Linked DNA regions of Homo sapiens: region 1 is linked to region 2. A link is a loop called in an ENCODE intact Hi-C map of the cell type or tissue named here. Cell type or tissue: A673. All regions are shown on one strand. Links, peaks and the distances in the headings refer to the core of each region. The heading gives the core; the rest is flanking DNA. Region 1 holds the start of SOX14 (SRY-box transcription factor 14). Region 2 has its middle 120 kb from the start of IL20RB-AS1.

Region 1 (16,019 bases), core at 2,733-10,732, 660 kb before region 2:
TATAATCTCCATATGCCGCTCAATGGAGGATCCTCATAATTTACAGCGGCAGATAAGGCTAGAGGGTGTAATAAAAAATCTGAAGCCCTCCCCTCCCCCCTCGCCGCCTCCCCGGAATTGCACCTTGGGCAGCGGAGCAGAATCCGGAATGTGAACTTCTCCCGACATATGTTTCCCGCAGATAAGTAAACAATCTGGACGTGAAATGGAAATGGTAATTAATGCAGTAATGCTGTTACACCTCGAGTGTGCAAATCCCATTGACTCGCCGCGCCACGGGGGGTGCCGGGCGTACGGGGACCGGTGGCGTGCGCCCAGGCTGCCCACTCCCTCCCTCCTCTCTCCCTCCTCCCTAGGTCCCCGGGCGGGGCGTCCAGAAATCCCGCAGGGATGTGGACGGGCTGCGGGAAGCAAGGAGCTGCTTAAGCGGCGTTCGGGACTCCCGGCTCTCGGCCCTTGGAGGACTGGGCGGGTGCTCTGCGTTTGCCTCGACAGCCGCACCTCTCACCCACCTCCCTCGGTTATCACCGCCGCGCTAGCGCTAGCAGGGCCTCCTCGGGGCTCGAGTGCAGCCCGGCCCTGAAGCACCTAGGAGAGCCTGAGCTCGGGCGACAGAGGCCTGGAGGCAGAGGGAACCCTCAAACTTAGTGCGGCGGGTGGCCCTGAGTGCGGCGGTCAGGTCTTTCTCTCCTCTCTGTTCCGGGGCCAAGTGCTGCCGGGTTGTCTGGCGAGAGTTTTTCTGAAGTTTCTTTCCATCCTCGCACCGAAAGCGCTGATCGTGTATGAATTGCTTTTCTTACGGACCTAAGTGGAAAAGTTTGGAAAAGGCCACTGCCCTCCAGAGTAGAGCAACTTCTCCACTTTGTAGCAAAGAGGAACCTTGAGGCCTCCTTTCAGCCTCTGTCCGGCCTGGGCACCCGTTCCCTTCCTCAACCCAGACCCAGTGCTTGGGCTTTTGGGGGATCGGGGAGGATGCCTAGCGCAGGGATTCGAGCGAAAAGGATGCAGAATCAGGGGTGGCAGCCAAGGGACGTCCCCGACCCGCAGCCCTTCCCGCTTCCGAAGAGAACACCTTGCTCACCCGACCCCAGAGGCTGGGCAGGAGCCTGCGATGACGGCTCTGCGGGACCCAGGGCCAGGGGCTGGGCTAGAAAGTGAGTAACGAGGCCCCATCTTTTCTGACTTCAGGCTCCTTCCTAGTGTGAGAACCGGCAACGCCCAAGCCCCGGAACCTGGGCGCACACAGAGCCGGGATTCCGTGGGGCCGACCGCGAATCTCTGGTTTTAAGTAGACGCCCCAGGATTTCTAGCGCCCCCATCCGCCATCAATTTCATTATTTTCTTAATTACTCTGCCGTGGCCCAGCTCCTGCGCTTCTGGTTCCAGGCCGATGCCCATCCCTGCAGCGTCAGGAAAGAAACCAGCCCAAGTAGCTCTCCCACTGCTAGGTCCACTAGAGCCTAGGAGGCAGGGCAGGGCAGGGCAGGACAGAGGCCAGGAGAGCACGCACCTCGGTGGAGGCGGGAAGCTCTCCTGCCTCCAAATCTAACGGACCCCTTCTGTCCCTGTGCCTCTTCCTCTCACACTCACACACAATCCACTCAGCAAATAGATGAGAATTCTTTACACAAATCTTGTGAATTAGGTGATATTCAAATTCAAATGGTTTGAAATTCGCTGTCCACTTGAACAATGGTAACAAGGCCTGAGCTGGGGAGGAGATGAAGGAAACAAGAGTGCTGGCACCACAGCTCGCCAAGTTTTCCGGGCCCTGGCAGTCTCGGATCTCTCAAGAGAAGCTGACCGGCGGGACACACTTCCCTAAATGGTGAGCTGTATTGAAAGTACCTTGGCCCTACTCAGACGGAAACATCATCCCGCTTTGGTTCACCGGAGATTCCTACAGGTTAGCTCGCTCCAGTTCCAAAATGCAAACGTTCAGGGGGTCTCAGATGTCAGTCACTCACACCTCAGCGTAATTTACTCAAAGTAGCTGGTCTTTTCCGTCTTTAAAGTCATCGGGCCTAAGGAAATTAATATTTAAATAGAAAAACTCGGAAACTGGAAGGGAATCAAAGATTTTTGGAGTCAGATCCAAAACCGAGAAGTGCATGAAAGGCTGACGGAGTTCTCGGAATGAGGGAGGCCAGAGGCGGAAAGGGGTCAAGAATTCCACATCTCTCTGAAGATGTAGCCAGTGTACCCCTGAGCCAGATGGCAGCCAAGGTTTAAGAAAGCAAACCTAGGTAAAACCCAAACAACTCTGCTCCTGCCGCGCCGGCGCAGATGGCTGCCACCCCAGCAGCATGCTGTTCAGGTCTCTGCTGTCCTAGGGAACACCCAGCAGAGGAGCGACGGCGCTGAACGCGGCATGTATTTGGGTCACTTTTGGCGGGGAGAAGGGTCCCGGGGAAGCAATGGGAGCCTCAGGCGAGAGGTCCGGGCCCTCCCTGCCAACCCCGCTCGAAGGAGGCCCAGGTTGCTAAGCGAGAGAAGTCTGGGGCTCCCTGGCTACCGGACGCGTGCCTAACGCAGAGGGATCTGCAGAACCTCCTCCTGCAGGGCCACGGGCGCCCCTTGCAGCGCCGGAGTTCAGGTTCTCCGGATGCCAGGAGTCTGTCCAGGGCAACTCTTGGCTGCTCTTTGCTGCGCGACGCGCGCTCGGGAGAAGCGGCTCTTCTCCACTCCGGGCGGGCGGGGCGCTCCTCTCCCTACAGGTTTGCTTTAATGATTTTCTTGAAAGAAAGAGACAGTTGTGAGCAAACAGGTTTGACAGGGACTGCTGCCCCCCCACACCCCCCAGGGGATTTCTTTTTGTCTGCGCCTGACTTCAAAGTCAGTAATCGGCCCCTGTCAGCGGCGTGACGAGCAGGATTTTGGCTGTTTGTTAGGGCGAGTCGCGGCCGCGCACCTCGGCGGACGCTCCGCAGCCCTCGGGGCGACGGAGGCAAAGCTGAGGCAGGCTCTTGCGGGGATGGGGGTGGGGGCAGAGGTTGGGACCAGGTCTAAGGAGGGCAGATGGCTGGGGAAGGCCAGTCTGAGAAGGAAGGAAACGAAGTGTGATGGCCAAAAACCGCCCGAGCCAAGTCTTTGACTTTAGGTCTCAGGACCCGAACTGGGCCCCCGGCTCTTTGCAGGCTGGAAAGAGGTCTCAGCCACCTCTGAGTGAGGCCGCAGCCCCCTGAGCGCCTCTCTTCTACAGCGCACCCTAGTTTCCTAATTCCCCATCTGAGCCTAAGACCAAGCGCAACCCGGAACCCTGGTTTCGGTTTTCCAGCTTCAGCCACCGTCCGAGGCCTTTGCCCCTCGCACTTTGCCCTCGCACTCGCCACGTGCCCCTTTCCAGCCTAACCCTTCAGGTTTGCTTCAGGTGGGGTCGTGGGCGCCAGGTTCTTTCTCCAGCTGGGGGGCTCTGTGTGCCCAGGGCGCTCCTGCGCTGGGATCTGCGAGGAGATACCCAGAGCCCTGTAAGCTTCATCTTAGGAGATATTAAGGGACACTGAGCTATGGGAGCTATCAGAGCGGCTGACAGGACTGTCAGTTGGGGTTATATCAGACAGGAAAACCGTGGCGTCTCCGTCCCAGGCCTCCTGGGCTTCCTAGGGGGCGGGAGGAGGGGCCTTCCCTAAGCGCCCAGGCCCCCAGACCGGACGGCCACCAGAGGCAAGTCACTTCCTAATTGTCTCGATTTGTAAAAGGGTTTTGTAATGCTAAGTAAGCGTGGCGCAGCCAGCCCGGACTCCCCCTACACCTCCCTCAGCCCGCCTTTGTTTACCTTCGCCTGATCGCTCATTTATTTATCTATCTATTATTTATAGGCGTCCTCTCCTATTCAGCGCCCGTGTATGTTAATTGTGTTATACCATTTAATTCTAACATCGGTCTCAAAAGAGCTCTTAATGAGAAAAGCATATACAACATGGATCACTTTGCTATTCAGCTTAGCCAGATGGACAACTGCTAACTTTTTTTTTTTTTTAATAATGAAAATCCCCCTTTGACAAAGGGGCTCGGATGAATAGGCTCCAAATAACACCTCAAACACTTCTAATTGTTTTGAGGACAATATGCTAATCCGCGGGTTTCGGCTTTGGTGTCTGTTGACAACGTTTCCCGTGCACTTCGAGCCACCGACTCCTTTGGAAACAGCGGAGGCAAGCGTACAAATCTCTCAACAGCAGCAGAAAGCCCACAAACCTCTAGGCTGCCCCACCTCCCACCCCACAGCATATCAAAGCCAGTGGGAAAAGCACGCAAATTAAGGAAAACCACGCGTGAGCGCGGCTTTTGGGGTGAGACTCCAAGACCAAGGGTGGAAAGCACCCTTCGATTTTGAGAACAAATTCCAAAGAGTTTTGCTGGATAACATCGGAGGGTCCTTTCTCAGGAAAGACAATAATCTTCAAGAAAACATTCACCCGGAGGGGAAAGAAAAGGACTCTTTTCCTTGTTTAACGTCATGGGCTGTGCTTTTATTTGATTTTTTACGATTTTTAAAAACTCCTTGCCTGAGCCATGACAATGTCGCCTTCCTTTTCCCTTTGCTCCTGCAGGGTCTCAGCAAAAAGTGTTCGACATTCTGGGGCAGGGACCTATGGCACATTTTTCTGCATTTCTTAGAGTTTTATTTTTTAACTTAGGAACCAGTATCAAGCACCAAATCCCCAGAAGAGTGGGCAGCAGCCTTTCCAAACACCTAAAAAGGCAGAATACCTGATTCCCCCAGTCTTCTCCCATGCTTTGAACTTAAACATCCAATGCAGGACGGGGTGTTCAGCGCGCAACTGGTTCCCAGGAGACTCGGTGCTTCTCCCTGCTCCTTCAGCGTTTGGTTTTTTAAAAAGTAAACTCACCCAGATCTCAGCGGTCTGGGTCGGCCTTTGACTTAGTTCATTCATTCCTTGAAGTGGCCTGACCCTTTTGGGAAGAATGGGAGGAGAGAGTGAAGTCCCAGGGAACGATACCTTTGTCTAGCCTCTAAAGGCAAAAAGCAATCTCCAGGGCGCATTCCGGACGGATCCGAAGCTCTAGGCCCTTCTACACCCAACCCGCAGACCACCAAGCTGGGCCAACGGGGGGCAGCCACCAGCCATCACTGCTTAAAGTCGCTCTATGCACTTTCAGCCTCCCCGCACCCGACTTTCCAGTCCCTCCAACCTGGCTCCTGACTTCAGATTTTAGGCACATCAAAGGTTACTTTTTTACAATGACAGATTGTCTTTATTCAAAACGTCTTTGTTCAACAAATGAACAGAGCAACGAGGTAAAATCCTTCTAGGTACATTTCCAAGACATCGTCAAAACATTTATGACCATTTAGGTTGTTTTTGTTCTTTTAATTTTTTGTTCACCTTCTACTTCCTGACTTCATAACCCGACATTCTGTCTAAAAGTAAACTTAGATCTCTAGAAGCACTGCTTTACACAAAGTAAATAACCATGTAGGTCCTTTTTGTTTTCCCTTTAAAGAAGCAAACACTATCATAGCATGGTTTTAAATAGAAATGTTTCCCTTTCTGTAATTTAAAACTTTGAAGCCTTTCCCCCCCATACATGAAGAGCAAATGGCTCCTAGTTGTGTCTGATGGCAAAACACAGAGACACAGCTAACTCTTTTCTTCAGGGGACAAAAGGAAAAAATATATGCATATTGTAGATATAATATCAGAATCTGGGAGTTCAGAGTCCAAAGCCTATCCGAGGAGAGTGAAGGGGATATAAATAAAGCAAAACTGCCTACTTTTTTGTCCAAAGGGGGTACAGTCGGAGATTTGTTTTGGGAGAGTCGGGATAGGGGCAGCTGTGTAGCTGACATAACGTTTGCAAGTTTCCGGTACCTGTCTGCGCCTTGGGTCCGGGAGGACGCCCCACCCTTCCCCCTGGAAGAGAGAGGAAAAGTCTGGGTGGTGTAAGGGACAGCGGCAGGGCTGACCCCGGAGGCGTCTGCAGGCCGGGGCTAGGCTCAGAGGACAGGGTGCAGACCCGGCTTTCAGACCACGCCTCAGGTCCGGGCCGGGCTGGGGGTTACATGGCCGTAGCGTGGGCTGACGAATAAGGGTCTATGCCAGTCTTGGTCATGCCTGGGAAGAGGATGTAGGCGACGGGGGGCTGCAGGGTGGAGGCAGACCAGGCGGTACAGTTACAGGGCACCACGTAGCCAGGGTTGGTGGGGGACGGGTGCGTGTGCGTGTGCTGGCTGGGGCAGCTGAGGCTGCCGAAGGCGCCGTTCTGGTAGCCCAGGGTGGACGCGTAGGGCAGAGCGCCGGTAGCCAAGGTGTGGGGCACTTCGCCCATCTTCTGGATGGCGCTCGAGCTAAACTGCGCGGGGTCCAGCAGGGAGTAGGGCGCCGAGGCCGGCGGCAAGAAGGCCCGGGCTTTCTCGGGCGCGCTCAGGAGGCCGTCGGAGGCCCCCACGGGCAGGCCAGCCGCCTTGAGCGGGTCCGTGTCGCCCAGGTAGGGCAAGGGGAAGACATACCTGTCCTTCTTGAGCAGGTTCTTGGGCTTGCGCCGAGGTCGGTACTTGTAGTCAGGGTGCTCCTTCATGTGCTGGGCGCGTAGCCGCTTGGCTTCATCGATGTATGGCCGCTTCTCTGCCTCGGACAGAAGCTTCCATTCGGCACCTAGGCGTTTGCTGATCTCCGAGTTGTGCATCTTGGGGTTTTCCTGGGCCATCTTGCGCCGCTGGCCCCGGGACCATACCATGAAGGCGTTCATGGGCCGCTTGATGTGGTCTGAAGGTTTGGACATGGTCCCGGCGGCTAGGTGGGTGGGGGTAGGGAGTGCAAGGGTTCTGCAGACGAGCCTGGGCGCGGCTGGCCGTCTGTCTGTCCGTCCTGAGCCGGGGTTCTGCGCTCCCCTCGCCTTGGCGCCGCTGAGGGGAAGCCAGAGAGAAGCGCTGACCCCACAAAGTTCAGCTGATCATGCCAGTCCCAGCGCCCAGGCAGCCCCGGGGGAGCGAGTGGGGGCAGAAAGGGCGGGGGAGGAGAGGGCGATCGGCCGGGGGGCTTCAGGCACCAGGGGCTGGGACCCAAGTATCGGAGTCTCCGGGATTAAGTGGCCAGGTAATTTTTTAGCCAGGGCAAGAAGCTCCTCCTTCTCCCCCTCTCCACCTTTGCCTTCTCTAGTTCCCTTCTCTCCTCTTGCGTTTCCAGTCGTGGCTCCCCCTTCCCGTGGCTTTCCCGGAGCTGCCGCGCCTAGCGCTGCACCTGGCTGAGAATGCGGGGAGGCTGGTGAACGAGAGCCAAAAGCGGCGAAGTTCAAAGGCGAGGTGGGCCGGGACTGCACGCACTCTGACATAAGCGCGGGGCGGCGACTCCCCAACCTGGGCGCCAATCAGCAGCAGAGAAGCCGAGGGGGCGCACCTGCCAACACGCCGGTGCAAGAAACAGAGAGCGCGACTGGTGGGGGCGGGGAGAGGTGTGAGGGACAGAGGCAGAGAGAGGGCTAGAGCAGAGAGGCTAGCTCTAGACTGGGGACTTCGGTTCCACATTGTCTCGGGCACTGTCAACAAATAAAACTCTTCCGCGTCTCCTGTTTCCTTTCCCGGTTGTGAAAGAGAATTAGGGCTTGAAATACAAAGGCCGGGGAAGGGACAGCAAAGGGAGCGAGGCGAGAGCTTGTGTTGATAAATAGGACAGCTTTGCCGCGAAATGCAAGGACAGCACTTTGCCCTCTTGTCAAATATCCTTGGAAGAGAAAAATAACATATAGCAGGCTCAGGGTAAAAGCGAAATAAACTTTTCGCGCCCCACCCTCGGCGGTGCTTTGGCAGTGTTCTCCCGGGAAGCCCCTGCAACTAGGCATCCACCCCTGCCCCAGGATGCGGCGCCCGGGCGTAGCGCTGGGACCCTGGGTGGCTGAGCAATGTTGTCTGACCTGCTCCTGGAAGGCCTCGCGTCAGGCAATGCAGAGATTTCGAACCCTAGTTGGTGAGCCCTTAAAAGCACTACGACCTGTTCTTCACTTTTGGGGCAGGGATGGGGCTGAGATTTCTATTGCAGTTCCCATTTATGTTATTATTATTTAGTGTCTTTAAACCTCCAACTTTTACTCCACAAATGTTCATACCGTAAGAAGAGCCTAGAGGCTGGGTATGGGGCTCTTCCCGGTGCCCCTTCTGCAGCGGCCCTACAGCGGAGTCTCACGGTGTATCGCAACCAGGGTCGGTTTGTCCCTGGGCGCCTCTTCCCACCCAGGGAGGCTGCGAGACTCGTTTCTTGCGTCAAATGAGCATTCTTCGGGTAAAGAGGACGAAATAACCCGCAGAGCCAACCTGCGCGCCTGTTTCCTTTGAATAATTGCCTGCCCGATGTGAAATGCCCTTGGGGGAAATATTTATTAAATGGAAACCATTGTCCCAGGCCCGGCGGGACCTGCGTGTGTTCCAGGCTTATTGGCTTTTGCACCATTCTCTCTTGGGAGGACCGGCCAGAAACGCGCAAGGCTCCGTTGGCTCCGAGGGGCTAGGAGTGGGGGAGGGTGACAGGGAATGAGGAGGCCGGAAGGGAGGATCTTTCTCTAGCATGTAGTGTATCAAGTTTGAGGAGAAGACTTTGCTTCCCCTTCCTAAAATTAGAAAGACGCGTGGAACTTCTCACCCTTGGCGCACTTTTCAGAGAGGTGGGCAATATCCCCATTTTACAGATTAGGAAACTAAGGTTGAGAAAAACTAGGTGATTTGTCAAAAGTGACTCTGGGAGTGATGCTTGATGTATAGGATTTGAAAATCCCTATTTTCACCCCCATTCCACTAGACGTCACGCCTAGGGATTTCATGGCTCTGCAGCCCAATGTGGAACACCTGATGAGACTATTGGGGCAATCGACACCTGCCATGCAGATAAACCACGCTGGAAAGACTGATCCTGCGCTTGATTTGCTTAGCCATGGGCTCCACCTCCGAGGGCTGGCAAACAGGTGCACAGCCTTTACATTCCTTCCCAACCCCAGCTCTGGCCTTTCTCCAGAGCCTCCATCCAGCCCTGTAACCCTGCTTTCTCTGCAGGAAGTTTCATTTAGCTTAGGGTCTCAGGAAGCAAACGCACTTTTCAGCCCAGTCTGGAAAGGGTTTCCGAGCGTCGCTGGCAACCCCTACTCAGGTCTGACCAGCGGTGCGCTATATTCAGAGCCAGCCAGGGATAGGAGATTCAGGAATCACCCAATTCTAATTCTACTGGGCGATCCCGACGGCTTTGGGAAGGAATGAGAGAAATACTGATATCTGCAGCGAGATCCAGCGTTCGGAGGGGACCCGCCAATCTCTCACTCTAGAACCCCCCAGGGGACACCAAACGCACACCCAAAGTTCTGGGTTAATGCAAACCAAGCTCTTGGAAATTACTCAGCAAGGGGATCTGGCACAAGGTCCTACGTCCTTTCTCTCCTCTCAGTTTCCAGGACAATCCTTTCCAGTTGCCCGGAGGCAGTTCGGGCAGGCGAGCGCCTTCCTGCAATTCCTCATATTTCCTTCTCCTCAAACGCCCGAGCTCCTCTCCAAGCTTCTTGTGTTCAGCCTTGGGTCGCAGCCAATGCGCAGTCCAATTCGCAATGAGGAGCGGAGTGATACGAAGGGCGTTCGATGGTGGGCAGGGCGCCAGCTGACCCCCCGACGTTTCGGAGACCCCGATTGCCTGGTCCAGCTGCACTGACCTAGGAAGGGGCCAGCATCAGCGCTGCGCGTCTTGGCCTTGAGACAGGAACTCCGCGCGGGGAGGGAACGCAGGGATGAGGGCTGCACCTTCCAGGCCGTGCATCAGCTTGTCTCCTAGGCGAACTGCAAAGCCACGCACACCCCTTACGCAGTACCGGTGACCACCGGTTTATTCAACACTCTTTAGAGCTGTGGCGGGAGCAGGAGTTCCCGTGATCCTGGGGTCTGGCCTGGTGCTGTCTCCAGCAGGTGCCTCTACTGCGCTGCGCTGTCCCTTCACGCTGTGCCTCCCTGACGGGTCTAAACCACCGGGTAGCACGTCCTGGAGACGTGACCCCTGAGGAGAGTCAGCAACTTCGGTCACAACCAGAACAAGCATTAGGACAGAGGTTGCCTAAATACTCCTCCTGCTTTGTCCACGGCCTGAAGTTTGGCCCCAGGCTACCAGTTCATTCTCCTCCAGGGCTGGAGATAACGCTTGGATGAGGTCTTTCCGCTTGCACATTTGCCTGGAGAAGCTGTGCACACGTTCAGTACACAGCGCAGCTACTCAAGGTCCGCTGCGTGCCAGCCTTAGCAAGGCGTCCGAACCCCCGAGCAACAGGGATTTTGTCAGGGAACCGCCGCTGTTTCCCGGAAGTGAAGGAAGAGGCCTCTAAGGGCACCGACCTAATCTGCTTCTCTCCGGGCCTTTCGTCTCCCTCCAGGGCGCAGAGCGTCCAGGATGCGCCTTCCTCTTTTCTGGCTCTGGGCCTCTCCTTTCACGCAGCTCCTGCGCGTACCTCAGGTATCAGTACAAGCCTCTCACTGTCTATGGGGAGACTTTTCTGTTTCCTGGGCTGGGCTAGGACCCCTTCTATGCTCTCACTCTCACACTTCCATTTCAATCCCTGTTCCCCAGCCTCTTTTGGGTCCCTGTCGCAGTCGGTGCAGCCCACTAGACTTCGAGCTTCTCTGGGGCTGTGGCTGCGTGTTATTCATCTTGGGTTCAATTTCCGCATAATTCCAAACTCAGAGAAGACTCTCAGTAAAGTTTCCTTCTGCCCAGGCCGAGGTGGATCTTCCCGATAGGTCTTTCCCCGCCTTGCAGCTGCAGGCACGGGGCCCGAGACACAGCCTGGTAGAGCCAGACGCGGCAGTCTGGGGCCCCAGAGGCCTGCACCCACCTGCCTTGCCACAAGGCTCCGCCCCACCCTCCGGCCCCCTCCTCTCTGGTGGGCAGAGGTCACTACTCCAAGGCCTCTGGGGCTGGGGAATGGCTGAGTGCTGGGAGTAAGGCGCACAGAACGTGGCTTAGAGAACGCGGTTGGGGATGGACGGAAAGGAGGCAGCTGGCTATGCCTCTCGAGCTCCAATGGCTTTCCAAAGAGGCCAGAAGAGTCACCTGCGTCCAGAGGGCCTGGGATGCTTGGGGCTTGCTGGCACCAGTCCTGCCCGCTCACTGTGGCCACTGGAAGATTTTGGTGAGCGAAGTCGCAGGTGCCTGTTGCGGGAAGCCTGAGAGCAGCGTGGGCTTCAGCTCGCAGCTGAGAGTGAGCGCCAGCGCACCCAGGTGTTTAGAGACAAGACAGTTAATCCGGCCCACCCCCCCAAGTGTCCATAACCCAGAAGCAAGCACTGAGGTGACAAAATGATCCCAGGAAATAAGAATCTTTGTTTAAATCATAAACTTTTAATTTTTTTATTATACTCTAAGTTCTAGGGTACCTGTGCACAACGTGCAGGTTTGTTACATATGTACACATGTGCCATGTTGGTGTGCTGCACCCATTAACTCGTCATTTACATTAGGTATATCGCCTAATGCTATCCCTCCCCCCTCCCCCCACCCCACGACAGGCCCTGGTGTGTGATGTTCCCCTTCCTGTGTCGAAGTGTTCTCATTGTTCAGTTCCCACCTATGAGAACATGCGGCGTTTGGTTTTTTGTCCTTGCGATACATGAACTTTTAATTTTTATTACCCAAAATATCTTTAATGTTTGGCACCTCTGATTCCCTCTACTCCGTTCCCCGCTGCCCACTGTTTTCTATTTTAAAATTCAGAGACTGTATATATCCCGCCTCTAGAGAGTGCCCAGAGGATCCAGAGCTCTGGTCTTATTAAGACATTTCTTGGTAATTTCTCCGGGGTTTTCCCTCCAGAACCCAACCCAGCCCAGCCCATGCCGGCATCTTGAAATTTTGTAAAATCCCACTTGTCTCTTGCAGACAAGATGGCACAGGAGGGCACCGCTTACACCAAGAAACAAAGAGAAGCCGAGCAAAACCAGGGGTACATGTTTGGCATCCTGGAGCTGTTAGAGCAGTGCTGGGCTGGGCTGAAGGATACTTCTGTCTTAACATCCCAAGCACGCCCAGGTAAGGAGACTTTTTTGCTTCAAACTGCCTTAACTTGAGTAGTTTGAGTCTGTTTGTAGCAGAGCTCATGTGACTCACCAACTCAGTACAAATTTTTTTTTTTTTTTTTTTTGAGACGGAGTCTCGCTCTGTCGCCCAGGCTGGAGTGCAGTGGCGGGATCTCGGCTCACTGCAAGCTCCGCCTCCCGGGTTCACGCCATTCTCCTGCCTCAGCCTCCCAAGTAGCTGGGACTACAGGCGCCCGCCACTACGCCCGGCTAATTTTTTGTATTTTTAGTAGAGACGGGGTTTCACCGTTTTAGCCGGGATGGTCTCGATCTCCTGACCTCGTGATCCGCCCGCCTCGGCCTCCCAAAGTGCTGGGATTACAGGCGTGAGCCACCGCGCCCGGCCTCAGTACAAATTTAATAGAAGTTTGCACAACATCTACGCTAATCTCCCAGAAAATGGAAGGGGTGGGAGCAGGAATAAGGCTTTGAAATCTCCTTACTCATTCATTATCTCAACAGCTATTTATTGAACACCTACTATGTGCCAGGCATTGTGCTAGGTGCTGGGACACAGCAGTAAACAGGACCTACCACAGTCCTTCTCTAGTAGTGATTGTTACAGCCCAATGGGAGGACAGAGAATAAACAAGAAACAAATTCCTGGGGTGATTCCTGGCTCAACCACCAAGTAGTTGTGTCACTTAAAGCAAGGTGCTTAGCCTGTCTGTGTCCTCACTTCCTGAACTGTAAAACAGATATAAAGAATTATTATCAGAACAAAATGATTTAATATGAGAAACATCCTTAGAATAGTGCTGGACATATAGAAACTGCTCAATAATTGGTCAGATAATATTATTTTGTCTTTTAATATGAGCAGTTAACTTCCGATAGTGGTATGTGCTAAGAAGTAAATCAGGATGATGAAAATGGAGTGGACAAAGAAAGGTGGTCTGATTTGCATTGGCAGTCAGGGACCTGGGGAGAGCCAGCCTTCTGAAGGAAGAGGGCACAGGGTAGAGGTCATTCCAGGCAGCAGGAGCAGGAAACTCCACTACCTGGAGAAGAACTGCTGAAGCCACAAAGGAATTGAAGAGCCAGTGTGGCTGAACCCTGGCCATGACCCTGGAGAGTATAAGGAAAAGGTGGATGAGATTGGTGGGGCCCAGATTATCCAGGGTCTTGTAAATTCCATAAGGGGTTTGGGTTTTATTCTAAATGTACTGAGAAATCATTACAATAAGACTCACCAGAATTATTTCACAATAATCTTAACAATCACATACAAAGAAATATTGATTATTGGACATTCTACTTATGGAGGAATGTCACCTGTAGCCATAGGACAGAAACTTTTAAATTGACAGGTTTTTGTTTGTTTGTTTGATTGTTTTTTACTGGCCTTGGGATCAGCTGCCTGACCATCCTTTAAAGAGCAAGGGAAACCCTGCTAAATGCTTTGAACTCCTCTTACAGTCTCCTGTACCCTTAGGAAGCCAAGGAATAAAACAAGGAGGGATATATCCATCTATACCCAATAGGTATTAGCAGCCCACTGCCCATCTGACTTACTTTTCCCACTTCCTGCCAAGTGGAGTTCTACTTCCCTCCTGAACCTCTGAGTCGACCCTTTTCAGAGAAACTGCGTCCACATTTAGGCATCTTGAATATCTCAGCCTGAGAAATATAGGATTTGTATATGAGGTTTCTTATTGCTAATGAGGTTTCTTAAGATTAAAAAAAAATTCCCAGTGGTTATAAGATCAGGAAAGACACATTTTGTTTCTATGAATAAAAGCCAAAAGAGTGTCAATATTGTGTGCCTCTGCCTCAAGTTTTATTGTATTCCGGTGTTTCTCATGCATTAGGGCTCCCCTAACCCCATTCTTCTAATGTAAGAATTCTTGGTCAGCTTTTATCATAAACAATACTGTTTAAGGTTCTGTGTTTGCCTAATGCAATTGGCCAAGTTATTGAAGCATACATTATCTTGCCAGTTTTATCACAAATTATTCACTGCAGAGGATAAGACCAAACGCTGGCAACAAGACCCAGTCAAGGATCAGAACACTTCCTTTTTTATTTTTTGTGGTACCTGCCTCTGCTCTCAGCCTAAATAGCAAGAAATATTAGGGCAGTTGGCAGTTCCAAAAAGTGCTACATTAACAGTGCCTATTTTCACATATCTGTTTATTTTCTCTCTTTCTTTCTTTCTTTCTTTCTTTCTTTCTTTCTTTCTTTCTTTCTTTCTTTTTTCTTTCTTTCTTTCCTTCTTTCTTTTTCTTTCTTTCTTTCTTTCTTTCTTTCTTTCTTTCTTTCTTTCTTTCTTTCTTTCTTTCTTTCCTTCCTTCCTTCCTTCCTTCCTTTCCTTCCTTCCTTCCTTCCTTCCTTCCTTCCTTCCTTCCTTCCTTCTTTCTTTCTTTCTTTCTTTCTTTCTTTCTTTCTTTCTTTCTTTCTTTCCTTCTTTCACTTTAACTTCTAGGGTACATGTGCACAACGTGCAGGTTTGCTACATAGGTATACATGTGCCATGTTGGTTTGCTGCACCCATCAAATTGTCATTTACATTAGATATTTCTCCTAATGCTATCCCTCCCCCAGCACCCCAGCCCCCAACAGGCCCCGGTGTGTGATGTTCCTGTCCTGTGTCCAAGTGCTCTCATTGTTCAATTCCCACCTATGAGTGAGAACATGTGATGTGGTGTTTGGTTTTCTGTCCTTGTGAAAGTTTGCTGAGAATGATGGTTTCCAGCTTCATCCATGTCCCTGCAAAGGACATGAACTCATCCTTTTTTTTTTTTTATTATACTTTAAGTTTTAGGGTACATGTGCACAATGTGCAGGTTAGTTACATATGTATGCATGTGCCATGTTGGTGTGTTGCACCCAGTAACTCGTCATTTAACATTAGGTATATCTCCAAGTGCCATCCCCCTCCCACCCCCACCCCACAACAGGCCCCGGTGTGTGATGTTCCCCTTCCTGTGTCCATGTGATGAACTCATCCTTTTTTATGGCTGCATAGTATTCCATGATGTATATTTGCCACATTTTCTTAATCCAGTCTATCACTGATGGATATTTGGATTGGTTTCCAAGTCTTTGCTATTGTGAATAGTGCCACAATAAACATACGTGTGCATGTGACTTCATAGTAGCATGATTTATAATCCTTTGGTTATATACCTAGTAATGGGATCACTGGGCCAAATGGTATTTCTAGTTCTAGATCCCTGAGGAATCACCACATTGTCTTCCACAATGGTTGAACTAATTTATACTCCCACCAATGGTGTAAAAGTATTCCTATTTCTCCACATCCTCTCCAGCATCTGTTGTTTCCTGACTTTTTAATAATCGCCATTCTAACTGGTGTGAGATGGTACCTCATTGTGGTTTTGATTTGCATTTCTCTGATGGCCAGTGATGATGAGCATTTTTTCATGTGTCTGTTGGCTGCATAAATGTCTTCTTTTGAGAAGTGTCTGTTCATGTCCTTTGCCCACTTTTTGATGGGGTTGTTTGTTTTTTTCTTGTAAATTTGTTTAAGTTCTTTGTAGATTCTGGATATTAGCCCTTTGTCAGATGGGTAGATTGCAAAAATTTTCTCCCATTCTGTAGGTTGTCTGTGCACTCTGATGGTAGTTTCTTTTGCCATGCAGAAGCTCTTTAGTTTAATTAGATCCCATTTGTCTATTTTGGTTTTTGTTGCCATTGCTTCTGGTGTTTTAGTCATGAAGTCCTTGCCCATGCCTATGTCCTGAATGGTATTGCCTCGGTTTTCTTCTAGGGTTTTTATGGTTTTAGGTCTAACATTTAAGTCTTTAATCCATCTTGAATTAATTTTTGTATAAAGTGTAAGGAAGGGACCCAGTTTCAGCTTTCTACATATAGCTAGCCAGTTTTCCCAGCACCATTTATTAAATAGGGAATTGTTTCCCCATTTCTTGTTTTTGTCAGATTTGTCAAAGATCAGATGGTTGTAGATGTGTGGTGTTATTTCTGAGGCCTCTGTTCTGTT
Region 2 (16,019 bases), core at 5,061-13,060:
GTGGTATTAAATAACTCCATTGGTTGTACCTGAATCCGACGGAACTAGCAACTGGAATTACATCCTGCCTTTCTCTTGCAAAAGTCTCCTTTCCTGGCCTAGTTCCAGAAACATCTGACTTTAGGAGGACCCTTTTGCCATGTGTTGTGTGCCAACCTCGGACATAACAGCACATTTTAGCTGAGGCTGTGTTACCTTGGAAGTTCAAAGCACAGAAAAAGAAAACTTGTAAAAAAAAAAAAAAAAAGTAGAAAGCATCAAGGGGAATGTAAAATCATTATATAGCCCCAATATGAAACTAAAAAAAATCTTCCATTATCTACTTTTTTATCATTAATGTCTCTATTTATTTGATAATTGAGGGTTTTCTAAACTTCATTGAAATTTGGAGACAATGGGTCATAACTTACTAGTTTAAAAAAAGAAATTGAGGTAATCATGGATATGAAAATGTTTTGCTCCAAGAAATGGAGATTTGGGGCCATGTGTGATTTCTGGCATCACTACCATATGCAGTCATGCATCATCAGACAGGGATACATTCTGAGAAATGGACTAAGGTACAGCCTATTGCTCCTAGGCCACAAACCTGAACAGCATGTTACTGAACTGAATACTGTGGGCAGTTGGAACACAAGGTGAGTATTTGTGTATCGAAACATATCTAAACATAGAAAAGGTACAGCAAAAATATGGTACGAAGAATTTTTGTGTGTGTGTGTGTGACAGTTTTGTTCTTGTTGCGTAGGCTGGAGTGCAGTCGTGTGGTCTCGGCTCACTGCAACCTCCACCCTCCACCTCCCAGGTTCAAGTGATTCTCCTGCTTCAGCCTCCCAAATAGCTGGGATCACGGGTGCCCGCCAGCACGCCTGGCTAATTTTTTTGTATTTTTAGTAGAGACAGGGTTTCACCATGTTGCCAGGCTGATCTCGAACTCCTGACCTCAGGTGATCTGCCTGCCTCGGCCTCCCAAAGTGCTGGGATTACAGGCCCAGTACAAAAAATAGTTTTAATGCCACACTGTATGGGGCATTTACCATGAATGGAGCTTGCAGGACTGGAAGTTTCTCTAGGTGAGTCAGTGAGTGAATGGTGAGTGAATGTGAGGCCTACAACATTACTGTACACTTCCATAGACTTCATCAACAATGTACACTTAGGCTACACTGTTCATCTTAAAAACATTTTTCTTCCTTTAATAATAAATTAACCTTAGCTTACTGTAACTTTTTTGCTTTATAAACTTGTTACTTTTCTAAACCTTTTACTCTTTTGTAAAAACACTTAGCTTAAAACACAAACACATTGTACAGCTGTACAAAAATATTTTCTTTCTCTATATCTTATTCTATAAGCTTTTTTCTATTTTTAAATCTTTTATAACTTTTTTAAACCTGTTTATTAAAAACTAAGACACAAACACACACATTAGCCTAGGCCCATACAGGGTCAGGATCATCAATACCACTGTCTCCCACCGCCACATCTTGCCGAACTGGACGGTCTGCTGGGGCAATGACATGCATGGAGCTGTCATCTCCTATGATAACAATGCCTTCTTCTGGATGCCTCCTGAAGGACCTGCCTGAGGCTGTTTTACAGTTAACTTTTTTTAATAAGTAAAAAGAATACACTCTAAAGTAATGATAAATAGTACAACAAATATATAAACCAGTAACATAGTCGTTTATTATCATTACCAAGTATTGTGTACTATACAGAATTACATGTGCTAGACGTTTATACAACTGGCAGCATAGTCGACTTATTTACAACAGGAACACCACAAACACGTGAGTAATGCATTGTGCTACTACAATAGCTACAACATCATCACAACAGCGACAATGTCACTAGGCAGCAGGAATTTTTCAGCTCTATTATAATCTTATGGGGCCACATGGTATATGCAGTCCATTGTTGACCAAAATGTCGTTGTGGGGCACACGACTGTAGAGAGAAATAAAAGAAAAAAAAAAAAACATTAGAAGCCTAAATAAGCTCCTGTAGTGGAAGGAAGTAAAGCAGGATTGTTTCTGCCCGGCTGTGGAGAGGGAAGGACACCCACCTCCACCCTGAGACAGCAGCGGGCTCCTTTACCTGTGGAGCCAAGTCCTGCATGGAATTGGTTATACGAGTGGAAAGAGCAGCCTATAATGTGGATTAACACAGTAACTCACTCACCCACCTATTGTCTGAAAGTGAAGGGTTATACAGTTGGGAGCAAAACAAAACAGAGGTTCACCCATCAGTGGAAGTCTCTCCCTCTCTTATTTTAGAAGTAGACAGCAATATCAGGGAAAATACAAAAGGGATAGGTTTTGAAGGCCAAGTTGAAGATCAGAAAGAAAATGCAGTAAGGCAGCTATTGCAAGCAAGCTCATTGAGGTAATGTATTTATAGGAGTATAAAAGCTGCTGGAGGATTTTCACTCCAAGCCCCTCCATGCAGAAAGCCTAGTCGGGGAGTTGAGCACATCTGGAGACTCTGAGCCCTGAGAAAAGCCCAGTGACCATCTGGGCCTCAGCAGTCCATCACATCTTCAAAAACCAGATGAACCACCACAGAAGCCTAAGCTGGATTTCTCAGGCTTTATCTATTTATCACCTGCCTAAGGAGCAGTTTTAGGCATTTTTCCCTAACTTCTACCCCATTTGATTTTAAAACAAAAGATATACCATATATCCATTTAGGTAATGTCTGAGTATCTCCACTCTATCCATAAGAGGAGTTAGATTTTGCCTCCCAAGAACCAATTTTCATCCCCCCTGGAGTAAATTCTGACCTTTGAGGATGCATGGCCTAACCCCACTCACTAACTCTCTTTTCCTCCATCTTGCCTCAGATGGTATTTCTTATAAACACAATCAATAGATAAAATTAAATTATATTTTATAGAACAAGTGGAAAAACCGGATTAGCTGGGAATAGATGTATTATGCTGATATCTCTGAGTCCTAACAGCTGCAGTGCTTAATGGAGCTCACACACATCTAGTGGCAGGTAACAGAATTGCAGGAGTTCAAGTGAAAAGGAGAAATCAGCTCTAAGGTGGTTTTAGTGATTTTTTTCTTCATCACGAAAATCTCACACATACACATCTCTCTCCACCTTGAAGAGCACTTCTTTTTTTTATTATTTTTTGTGACTGGGTCTCGCTGTGTCACCCAGGCTGGAGTGCAGTGGCATGATCATGGCTCACTGCCTCGAATTCCCGGGCTCAAACTATCCTCCCACCTCAGCCTCCTGAATAGCTGGGACTACAGGTGTGCACCACCAAGCTCGGCTAATTTTTTATTTTTTGCAGAGATGGAGTCTCCCTATGTTGCCCAGGCTGGTCTCAAAACTCCTGGGTTCCTTCTGCCTTGGCCTCCCAAAGTGCTGTGATTATGGGCATGAGCCACCACACCCAGCCAAGATCACTTTTAGAATCTGTATTCCACATAGCCCTAGCAGCCAAGAAGAGTTTGTCACAATTTCTAGCCCACAGTTAGAATGGTGGAATAAAAATGTTTTATTTCTATAGAATTTTCTAAATTCAAACCATAATGTAAAATTAAATGAGATTTTTGGGGGAGCCATGTTGTGTCAAAATCCTGAAACAATATCTTAAAGGTGGAGACAGCGTACCCATTTGAAAATCACTCTTCCAGAAAAATTGAGTTAACAAGTTTATGAACCAAACCTCTCAAAGTTAGCTTGAAAACAACAGGTTAAAGCGTACTAACCAGCCCAAAGCAGCCAGTTGCTTGAGTCAGGTGAATCTTTTCAAATTGGCTTACATTATAATAATAGTTGTAATCAGGGTAATAGTAATTCCAGTAACCTATAAAGTAAGTACTGTCATTGTCTCCACTTCACAGGTGCATAAAATGAGCCTTGTGGTGGTCATACCTTGTCCAAGCCGACAGGGCTGATAAAAGTGGTAGAGCTCCAGTTAAAATCCAGCTCTGCCTAACCACAAAGCCCACGTTTTAACAGCAGCACAATCCCTCTGCTTGTGTAAACAAAGCTTTGGTTGAAGATAGGAGTGTTACATGACAAGTAGAAATATTTCTGCCCAAATAGAAGTGGTGTCACTCAACTTGGTGGGATTTTGAAAAATTTGGGCAACAGCTCCATCCTTCTAAAGCCAAGCAGGTTGGAAAAGTCACTGTGAAGATTTGTTTTCAAATTTGAGACCCACTCCAAGAGGGTATGCTTGGAGTTCAGCAGACAATGAAAAATCATCCCTAGCTCTACCCACTAACAATTGGTGCATAGAATTCCTGCTCTCTATCAACCTCCCAGCTCCAGCCAGCTAAAAGGGCTCTCTGCTTTGCATGCGACTGCACAGAAGCAATTTATTTTCTCATTGGAAATGGTGATGCCGAGAGAGCAGAGCCGTGTCACACATGGGGGAGCCACCACTATAGGGAACAGAAGCTTCTTCCAGCTTGGCTTAGCTGCCATCTTTTAGGCTGCTGTGATAGCAGCGAGAATGGTGCATACCCAATCCCTGTCTCAAGCAGGATTGAGAGTGTCTCAAATCCCTGCCTTCTTAGAGAGAATAATGGCAGGGGTTCGTGGGGGAGAAAGGGAGGGGAACGTTTCCCTTGAAACCTTGACTATTGGGCTCCTTAAAGATGGATTAGCATTTCAGAGATTTATTCAGTTCCTTGGGTAGAGAAGCTGACTCACAGATACTATAAGTTTGGGCGTGATAGCTTAGAGCTAAATCTGTGTCCTTAAGCAGAATCTCAAACCAATAATTTTGAGAAGGCATAATGGAATGCTGTGATAACCCCAAAACTCCATAAATAATGAAGTCACACCTCTCTTATCCGCTAGTCAAGCATCAAACACCCTCAGCCATCCAGAGCATCTGAAAACACACAAGTGTCCCTAGCAGCCACCCTGTACAGGCAGAAATTAAAAAGCCAGGGAGAATCTAAGAGTGAAGATTACAGAAGGAGGGACATGATTGGTGGGTTTGCAATGGAAGGAACTCCTTCATAGGTAAGCAATGGCTCTAAAAATCAAATGCCGTTAAGAGCAAAAAGAAGGAATAGAAAAGAAAAGGAGAAGAATACTTAAAACCCAAATCCTAGAGAAACATATTAATAGCAACACAGTCCAATATGTAAGTCACGAATGAAAGCCACATTCTATATTTTTCTAGTAACCACACTATAAATTTTTTAAACAGATAACCATTAATTTTAAGAGTTTATTTTGTTTAACCCAATATATCCAAGTATCAGCATTTCAACATATAGTCAATATGATAACATCATTGAGATTTTTTAGTATTCTTGTCTTATGCTAAGTCTTCAAAATCCAATGTATTTTATGCTTACAGCACAGCTCAGTTTGGGCTGGCCACACTTCCAGTGGCTAGTGTATAGGTAGAAAATTCTCAGCCATATGCTTAAGGGAGTCACAAAGAGTGATACAAGAACATCCATTACAGCATTGCTTGTTAGCAGTGAAAAACTGTAAACAATCTAAATGTCCATCAAAAGGTGAATAGATAATTTAATTTTACTAAATTAAATAACAAAATACAAAGCAGCAACTGAAATGAATAAATTGGATCTAAATACATCACTGATCTATCCCTCAAAATCATAATGTCGAATGACCAAAGCAATCTGCAGAATTATATTAATACAGTGTACCATTTAGGTAAAGTTTTTAAAATACCTCAAAAAAGCTATACATTGCTTATTGAAACAAACATATGTAATGTAGTAAATATATATCAGACAGAAAAAATATGCACTAACTTTGAGAAAGTGATTAGTTCTGGGAAAGGAGAAAGGAAGGAGGGAGGAAGGGAGAGAAAAGGATTTGGAGAAATCCACAGTCTTCAATTGGATATCTAATGTTTTGTATATTTAAAAAATACTCTGACACAAGCATATAAAATGTTAATATTGTTACAAAAATGTTACGTTAATACTGGCACTGAAATAATCATTAAATTGTTCTCAATTCTTTTCTGTATGTTTGATATACTTCATGAAAGAGAGGGAGGGAAGAAAAAGGAGAAGACACAATGGTGGCGGAGAGACAGAGAGAGAGACAGAGAGAGATGAAATAGTTTTAACAACCTAGCACAGGATTCTAGACACGTTCTACCTGCCTCCTACAGACAGTGGTACCCATTTGACATTCACTAATGACACCGGTATTTGTTGCACCCCTTCCAAATGCAAACACTGCAGGGCATTCAGAGATGTGTAACACACACATCCCTATAACTGTGAACCTAGTGAAAAAGAAAATGTTCTCTTGTGTTTCTTACATCAAGGCAGAAGAACATTTCCTTTCATTTAAAAGTATCCATTTTAAAAGGCTTATGCGAAACTTTTAGCATGTAAGGGGTTAATCTTCAGTCCTTTGGAACCCAAGCTAAGTAGATCCCCTATTTGGCAATAACGGATAACTGATGAGTTACATTTTTACACAGTCCACACAGCCAAGCCCTGGCTCTATCATCACATCCTACTGCAACTCTTCTGTAACTTTGAACTTGGCATAAACTCCTGATTCACAATATCCCACCCTCGCATTCTCTTTCTCTCTCTCTCTCTCTTTCTCTACTTGATTCTGCCTTCTCTCCTCCCTTCTGAGTACGTTGGACTCTCAGCCCAGCTAGGATTCTGTGCATTTGGTATCCTCCACAAACCGGAAGAGTTTATTGTCCTTCATCTCTTTCTGGTCATTTATTACAGATGCACAAAACACCGATCCCACGAGGTCCCCACTTTTAGCACTTCTCTATTCACAAGATACCCATTTATTCCTAACCTTGTTCATTGTCTCTGTGCCCAGCTCTTCTCTAGGATAAAAACTGCTTCCTCAATTCCATGGTAACAGCTTTCAGTGTTAAACACTATCAGAGATTTGTTGTTCAGTGTAGTTTTTTTTTAAGCTTAAGCAATTACCTGTATCACGGCCACACAACTTTTTAAAAAATACTCTCACCAAAAAGAAATAAAAAAGAAAAGAAAAATATATAATATATACAGTATGTATGATTAGTGAGGCAGACAAGCTCCTATTCTGAGAGATGATTTTATACTTTCTGGTGAATCTATTTTGAGTTTTTTAAGTGTCCAGGGAAGACTGGCCACCCCAAGGTTTTAGGGGCCCTTTGCACTTTCCTATGGATGATTATTTATAAGCTGAATTCTTCAGCTGTCACTGGGAGATTTTGCACCACATAGAAAGAGCTCTGTTTCCTTAAAAGAACAATTCTTACTTTATGCTCCTGGGTTTAAACAAAATTCAAGATAAATTTCTGTTATTTAATAATAATTCCAAATAGTCTATTATGGATCACAGAATTCTTTGAAATTCATTTATTTTAAAGAAGCTTAGCGTTTTAGCTGTTTGTAAATATAAAATATAGGAAAGGAAGGGGCAAAAAGATTTAATTTTCTACCATTCAAATGAGTATTTCTAAACAATGTGAAGAAGTCTCAAAATCATGTGACTCTATTAAAGCTCTTTCAAGTCATGGGTATTGGGTATACAAAAGGATATATTAGCATTGCAGAAAGAAAAGCAGAGGAGCTCCAAACTGGCTTCATTCATTTGGAAAACAAAAAACAAGTATTTCTGTTTAAGTTGACTCGGACATTTTAAGTACAATGAAATCGAATTTCATCTTTCCCCTAGAAGCAACCAAGGATGAGACTGCCAGAAGAAATGTCCTGCCTATTTTAGCCCTTTCTGACCTGCACTCCGAGGAGTGAAAACTGAAGGGATTATCTTCACTTCACTTAGAGCCTGGAGAAAGAGGAAGGGGACTATTCACCCACAAACGCTTTCAGGGTCTGGAGGCAAAACACAAACTGTACTTCAGAATACATTTTCTTAAGTCCCTTTCTAAAGCAGACTAGTTGAAAAGTGGGTAGATTTTGTTTTGCTCTGTAATTTTAATACTTTGCTACCAAGACGATAAACAAATCTGTAACCCTCTGCTGGTGAGTTCATCCTGTCTTCTTTTTCTTCCTTGCCCCCTTCAGATCTCTGCCTTTCCTTTTATGTCCTATTTTCAGTGTTCTGTTGAAGTTATTCTGCCGAAAACAGCAACATACTTTTGTCTTTGGCGCCCTCTTATGGTCACTTTATTATTATAGCACAGCATCTGGCCGCATTTTAGTGAAGAATAAATCCCCTAATGAGGAACTTAGCTATTCCAAGTCTGAAAAGCCGTGAACAAATTCACGTTAATCTGTTTCTACAGAATACCAATAAACCATTCATTCAACCAATCAAAAACCAAACCTCAAACCCAAACAGGCCCAACTTAGGTGATGTTCCTTCTCCCACTACTGCGGCAAGGACTTGAGAATTCCTTGCTGCCAGCCGTTATCCAGTTCCCATGGACTCATCCTATCTGCATCCTTCCATATTTCTCCTTCAGTCCTTACTCAGAAGTTATCTTTCAGAACCACACCTGCTGCAAGGGCCCAAAACCCTTTTATCCACAGTGGTGATTCTCGTCATGGTGAAACATTGAAGTCCTATGTAATATGCAGTGTGCTAGTCCCACTGAGTTTACTATAGTACTAGCTCTACCCTCCGAAGAGTCTTCTCCTCTTTCTGAACTTCCCCCCAGTTGCTGCCTTGTCAGGCCTTTCAAGTAGCAGCTGAAATACCATCACTTCTGGAAGCCTTCCCTGACCTCCCAGGGTATGCTTGGCTGTACCTTATCTTGTGGTCCTCCATAATTCATACACACTTCCATAATGGCAATTAACCAAGTGCACACTTGCCAAACTGAGTTCAACAGAACTCACTTCACATTCCATGAGATGCTCCATAGAAAAGGCATTCTGTGAACAAATACTTTGGGACAATGGAACATATTATATCCCCTTCTTGGAGAGTATTGCTTTTTTTGTCCTGTTGGCATGCCTGAGTCACCTCTGAGGAGCCATGTCTGATCTACTTCTGCATCCTGAAGGCAGAGTTGGCAGAACTGATGGGAGCCTTCACTTACCTGCGGGTACCTGTCCTCTCTGGGAGGCCACCACTCTGCAGGATACTCCTACCCTCACAGAGTGCTCAGAAAACCCTGCTGACCAGAATCATGCATCAGCTTCAAGGTCATCTCATGTCTAGGTGGCCAGTACCTGACTTTTGCCAACTGCCTGTCTTCACAATGTTCTGCTCTCACACTTTTGCTTGCCTTCAGAAACTTGCTCAACCCCGGACGTTTGCCACAGGGTTTCCTGATTTTTTTTCCTGGGTGGATATGCCTATAGGCCTTGACCCGCAGGAACTGTGTGACTCTGGAGACACTCTGTGCCTGGTCACTGTCGCACCATCCCTGTTCTACCTTCCCCTACCAGCCATAGCTCTCAGCCTCTGACAGAACTTGTTCTCTCTTCCAGGAGAACAAAATGGCACCTTAGTTCTGTCTCCCAGAATCTTCCTGCTTTTTTCTCAACCTCCAACACATACTCAGACCACCTTGTCTCTCTCCTGGGTGACTAGAGCCTCCATCCTTTCTCCCACCCACGCAAAGCATTCTTTGTAAAAAGCAAATCTGATCGTGTCACTCCCCTTTCCAAAACCTTGCAATGGCTTCTGGTTGCTATTTGGATGAAGACCAAACCTCTCCGCTGTTGAGCCCCTGCCAAACTCTCCAGCTTTGTCTCACCACCTGTCTCCCCACATGGTACAGCCACACAGAAATTCTTTAAGTTCTTAAAACGGCACTTTTCCCCTATACCTAGGAGACACTATTCTCTCTATCTGGAGCTCTCCTCCCTTCTGGCCACTTCACGTGGCTCATGGCTCATTCCACCCCTTCATGTGTGTGTGCGTGTGCGTGTGTGTGTGTGTGAGAGAGAGAGAGGAGGTCTCACTGTGTTGCCCTGGCTGGTCTGGAACTCCTGGACTCAAGCGATCCTCCCACCTCCCAAAGTGCTGAGTACCTCTCCCATTCTCTACTCTCAGCCTAAACCTCACCTCCCCCAGAGGCCTGGCTCACATGACTCCCCAGGTTAGGATCCCACCCTCCAGGGGCTCCCATTGCCCGTTGCATTCCTTCTGTTACAAAACTCATCTTACTTTAGTGTAATTAACTGCTTCACACATTCTAATTTGTTCATGTCCGTCTCCTCCCCTCAAAATGGACACCAGGAGAGTGGAGGCCAGGTCCAAGTGGCTCAGTCCTCTCTGCCCCCCACCCAGCACAGGGCCTGGCACAGCGCACTGCCCAGTAAACATTTGTTGAATGAATTTTAGATTGTGCAATGTGCTTGTAACGACAGAAGTGCACATTTTCCCCAACGATAATTTTATGGCCTATCTCAGTTTGAGGCCTCCTTCCATATCACACAAAGAAGGCCTTTTCTCTATATTTCTTTAACTGATTGTTTTCTTAAATGATTGTTTAGAACTAAACTTGGATCCAACCTAAAATAAAAGTCAACTGAATTATACATAAGCTGGGGTAGGGGGAGGGCGGTGGTATCTTCCATATTATCAAACGTACATACAACTGAGGTCAAAATTGTGGCTAAAATTTTTTTTTTTCATGTCTAACACTTCAGAGTTTCCTAAGCTCTTTTGCATGTATTATTTCATAATGTAACATTACATGTACTCTTGTATAATCTTGCATATACAATTGCAAATTACTATATTTAAATGGGTTTCCTTTTGGTTCCCAAGATACTCCTCATTTATATCAATACTATTATTCAGATCATCAGAAAGGTTCTGGAGCTTTCATCACTGGGCGCCAGAATATGGTAGACCAATAACTTCAAAGTTCTGAGGAAAAATCATTTTCAATCCCAATTATTTATACTTGACCAAACTGATAATCAAGTGTAAGGATACAATAAAAACATTTTCAGACATTTAAGGACTCAAACAATTGACTTCCTGTGTATTGGTTTTAGAAAATCACTGGAAGTTTTGCTTCAGCAAAAGGAGGGAATAAAACAAAAAAAGAGAATAACGTAAGAACCAGGAAACAGGCGAACCAAATGTGGTAAAGGGAAGGTTGGGGATGACGGAGAGGGATTAGAGAAGAGGTAGAGAGAACACAGCAGGAGGACAGCGGGCAGGGCACTAAGTCTGGATTATGTTCTGCCTACAGACACACCACTCACATCAGCAGGGACTGAAGCCCAGCCCGTGCATGGCTCACCAAGCTAGGTGTTCTCATGGAGGGCTGAGTGCCCAAGCCCTCCGTTATACCCCATATGAGCCAAGGTTCCATATTAGCTTGTGGCATCCCTGAAAGAAGGCTTGTGGGAGATGAGGGAAGGAGGGGTGGAACTGACAGAATGTTTGGAATTGCTTTGGAGAGTTTGGAAAAATTATGAATAAGCTCGTTGGACCATTTGGAAAAAAACAGTCAGCTCTTCTGCTTGAGCTTCCATAACACCACAGACTGCAAGCAGAAACAACAGAAATTTATTTTCTGACAATTCTAGATGCTAGTAGTCCAAGATGAAGGAATTGGTGGGTTTGGTTTTTTCAGAGGCCTCGCTCCTCGGCTTGCAGATGGTTGCTTTCTCACTATGTCCTCATATGGTCTTTCTCTGTGCACACACATCCCTGGTGCCTTTTCCTCTTCTTATAAGGACACTAGTCACATTGGATTAGGGCCCACCCCAACAGCCTCATTTTAACTTTATCACCTCTTTAAAGTTCTTGTCTTCAAATATAGTCACATTCTGGGGTACTAGGGATTAGAGATTCAACATCTGAAATTTGTGGCGACACAATTTAGCCCGTAATAGTCATATAGTAAACCAAACAAATGAGAAAAAAATAAAGCAATTATCAACTCAAGGAAAAATGGAAGTTGTAACAGAAATGATCATGGTAGATTATCTGGCTGGCAGTAAGACAATGATATTTACATCACCATTTTCATGTAAACACTGACTATGGTTTAACCAAAGCTTCACTAATGGGAAAATGGGGGCTGAGGATAATGTAGGAGAGAAGAGAGAGTGGGGAGAGAGAGAGCACAATCCTCGACTACCACGAAGAAAATTTAATAGATAATGTTCACAACAGGTAAGTCAAGAAAGTACAGAATAAGATTTGAGACATGGAGGTAAACACTGAAAGAAACAGCTACAGGCTGCTCTGCCTGTGGAGAAGACATTCTTTTATTCCTTTACCTTCCTAATAAACTTGTTTTCACTTTTATAAAAGAAAAAGAAAGAAAATAAACAGCTACAGTGGTTGAAAGTAGTTGTATTTAGTGGGATAGAATCATGGGTGGGGAATGCTGGGGAAAGGAACTACTACATTTTATTATAAGCTTTTTGTACTATCTAATGTTTTAACTATGTGTAGATATTACTATAGTTAAAAATTAATTTTTAAAAGCTTAATTTTTTTTTTTGAGACAAAGTCTCACTCTGTCGCCCAGGCTAAAGTGTAGTAGCATGATCTCAGGTCACTGCAACCTCCCCCTGCAGGGCTCAAGTGATTCTCCTGCCTCAGCCTCCCAAGTAGCTGGGATTACAGGTGACTGCCACCACGCCTGGCTAATTTTTGTATTTTTAGTAGAGACAGGGTTTCACCATGTTGGCCAGGCTGGTCTGGAACTCCTGGCCTCATGTGATCTGCCCGCCTCGGCCTCCCAAAGTGCTGGGATTACAGGCATGAGCCATTGCACCCACCCAAAAGTTTAACTTTTTTTCTTCCAACTTTTATTTTAGGTTCGGTGGGTACACATGTACATTTTTTACATGGGTAAGTTGCATGTCACTAGGGGTAGGTGTGTACCCAGGTAGTGAGTGTAGTATTCAATAGGTGGTTTCTCATCACCCAAGCAGTGAGTATAGTACATGATAGGTGGTTTCCTGATCCTCACCCTCTCCCACCCCCACCCTCTCAAGTAAGCTGCAGTTCTTTGTGTTGATGTGTACTCAGTGTTTAGCTCCCACTTATAATTGAGAACAGGCAGTATTTGGTTTTCTGTTCCTGTGTTAATTCACTTAGGACAATAGCCTCCTCCTACATCCATGTTGCTGCAAAGGACACAATTTTGTTATTTTTCATGGCTGCATAGTATTCCATGGTGTATATATATACCACATTTTCTTTATCCAATCCACCTAGGGCATCTAGGTTAATTCTGTGTCTTTGCTATTGTGAAAAGTGCTGCAATGAACAAACATGTGTATGTGTCTTTGTGGTAGAACAACTTATATTCCTTCGGGTATATACCCAGTAATGGGATTGTTGGATCAAATGATAGTTCTGTTTTTGGTTCTTTGAGAAATCTCCAAACTGCTTTCCACAGTGGCCAAACTAATTTACATTCCCACCAACAGTGTATAAGTCTTCCCTTTTCTCCACAGCCTCACTAGCATCTGCTATTTTTTGACTTTTTAATAATAGTCCTTCTGACTGGTGTGAGATGGTGTCTCATTGTGGTTTTGATTTAATTTCCCTAATGATTAATGATGTTAAGCATTTTTTCATATGCTTTTTGGCCAAATTTAACTTTTAAATACTTCTAATTTTAACACATTTGGGTGGCACCAACACAGACTCATGCTACAATGTTTACTTATTTGTGTGCAAAATTCTGAATAATCTCCTCCCACTTCTATTTTATTAAAACATATCCTAAGTTGCAAAAACAGCTGTTTAAAATCTTTTATCCATTTGCAACTTCTTCATGTGGACTGGAACTTTCTCAATATTTGCAGCCAAAACAAAATTCAGACATGAACTGGATTTTGAGGTTATAAAGCCACAGCGGTCAACCGGAAATTGATTTCAAATGTCTGTGTTCATAAAAACAGACTTACTGTTCTTACTGACTTATAATAAACAAATGTTTTATATTTTACCTAATAAAATAGATTCTAATAAAATGCTGCTGCATCTCTTCCACTATTTCTTTTCCAGATAATGGGAGGGAAGACATTTAGGAAAGCTGATTATCTGGAAGCCCCTTTCTCTTAGTCCACTTGGAATTCCCAGCAGGGACTGAAACTTCCAAGACTTTCATCACTGCAACAGGAATGCTGGCAAGTGGGAAGAGGGGAGGAAACAGTCCCTGGAGTCCACTACCTAAGTCAAAGACTTCCTTTAACTGTCCATCTCCCTTACTAGTCTTAGTAAATCACACAGCTTTGAAATTTCCAGCTTTGGTCCCCATTTTTACATAAATGATACAACAAATACATTTTTCCGTTCCTTTATAAGGCTCACATGCAAATATAAAGACAAGATACTGACCTAGTGTCAACTGGATAAAAATCCTTGTTCTTTGTAGAACTATGCTTAAACAGTTCTTAAAACCTTAGTAGCAAAACCAGGTAATAATTTTAAGCTGATGTGAAGGAAAACATCTTTGAAGAGCTCCTAATCAAAGTTTCTGTCCAGCAGCAAGTTAATTTTTGAAGTTTCTCAGAGTTCAGGATGGTCACCAAGCTGTTTGCTTAAGTGTGTTTCTATAGTTACTTGCTTACTGAGGAAACAGAAAAGAGGATTATAGGTATCTGTGATCCCTCTCTTCCCTATAAGGATGTGATGTGAAGGGACTTAGGCATTAAGTATCCAGAGGGAGTTTAACATTAGACCCCAATTTTTTAGAAACAAACAAATGCCGCACTAATGTGACGTTTGGGTCACATTAAAAGGCTAGGCTTGCAGGGCTAGAGAAGATTTTTAATATCTTCCCAGATGATCAGTATTCACATCTGGATATTGCCACCTGGTGATTAGTAGTTTCTTCATCATCATCATTATCAACCTCATCATCAATATTCCTTCTCAATATGGTACACAAAAAGTAATAAATTACCTCAGGCATAGACAAACCTCTTTTCTCACATTTTTTATAAACTTATAAACTAAAACTTTATAAATTTACAAATAAAAATGTAAAGATATGTTAAGGCCAGTGGTGGCAAATGAAAATGCCCACTGAGACCGCACAATGTGAGGAAGACATGTATGAAGAATATATGCTATCTAGGGCTGCCACTCTACTTCTTCCAGCTGGTTGTTGCCATGTTAGAATGAGATTTTAACATTCCAAATATTCTAATATTTCAAGAGAAGCTGAAATTTTTAATTTTTATGTGAAATATGATTTTCACATTTGACAAACAATTCAAACTTTTTAAAAATGTGTAGGCTTTTCAAAATAGGGCTATGCTCTTGACCCATCCCAAGGGCTGCTAGTTTCAACTCCTGACTTAGGCAATGACAATAGACTCCCTTTCCATTTGCTAAGTCATAAACTATATCATACAGGGTAAGTGTTAACCAATAATTCCAATTTAAATGGACAGTACTGTTACAAACCTAAACTTTAACTAGTCCCTACTTTCAACAGTGATTTTTTTTTCCTCCCACATACAGGCTGCCTCACGTGATGACCGTGTTTTTTCTGGGTGCTCTGGCTGGTTATTCACCTGTTGGCTCTCAGGCCTGTGTGCACCATCTGCGTTCTACTCTGTATCACAGCGCACTGGACACCTGGAAACTACAATCCCACACTCCCTTCCCAGCTAAATTCCAGTCAGGTTCAGCCAATGGGAGGCGCTGGGGGAAACTAAAGAGCAGGAAGAAGGCAGAAGCCATTGTTCATTCTATCTCTTTCTCTCTCTCCCTACCCCTCCTCTAGTTTCAGCAGCCCTCCATCAATGGCTCTGAGTAGCTAAGCCTGAAATCCACTCCAGAGCAGGAGCCTCAGCAGCCTCCTGCTTCTCAATCACTCAGTTTCTCCTTTTACTTCTTAGCCCTGGGATGCTAGTGGTTTCCTGCAGTTACAACTCTTTCCATAACCTTGCCTTCCCCTGACTGTTTTCCCAGCCCTTCCTTCACCCTTGCTACCGACTCTTGAAATGCACAGAGGTGTTTTCTCTTCCTGTTTCAAACCTCACTATTGGAATACTCCCACATTTCTGCCTATATTCAGTTGTATAAATAACATCTGCTCATAAAAGCTGGTTGCATCTGCAAAGCATATCTTGAACCCCTGCCATTCTTACTTAAACTCCAGGGACCTTCTTTTT

What was found. Peaks named below come from ENCODE experiments on the same cell type or tissue, not always from the same donor. Only the 100,000 strongest peaks of a DNase experiment are listed, where the experiment ranks them.
Region 1: a loop joins it to region 2, with 2.3 times the contacts of the local background. A loop is called at or near these places in 2 of 110 quality-filtered maps.

What each region holds. Positions count from the first base shown.
Region 1 is chr3:137,755,513-137,771,531 of GRCh38, reverse strand. It overlaps SOX14 (SRY-box transcription factor 14), which reads right to left and starts at 7,217. Exons shown (of 1, transcript NM_004189.4): 1 at 5,198-7,217. The coding sequence starts at 6,747. The coding sequence ends at 6,025. RefSeq lists enhancers at 3,263-3,809, 3,810-4,357, 4,635-5,331, 6,382-7,187, 7,188-7,993, a cis regulatory region at 7,327-7,333 and promoters at 6,791-7,468, 6,791-8,122. In A673, for the core only: no CTCF peak of the experiment used is centred there; no DNase peak of the experiment used is centred there; H3K4me3 peaks cover 657 bases; H3K27me3 peaks cover 8,000 bases.
Region 2 is chr3:137,097,554-137,113,572 of GRCh38, reverse strand. No RefSeq gene overlaps it. Among named protein-coding and RNA genes, the nearest start is that of IL20RB-AS1, 120 kb to the right of the region's middle. In A673, for the core only: a CTCF peak has its summit at 8,105 (motif pointing left); a DNase peak (open chromatin) is centred at 8,102; H3K27me3 peaks cover 2,942 bases.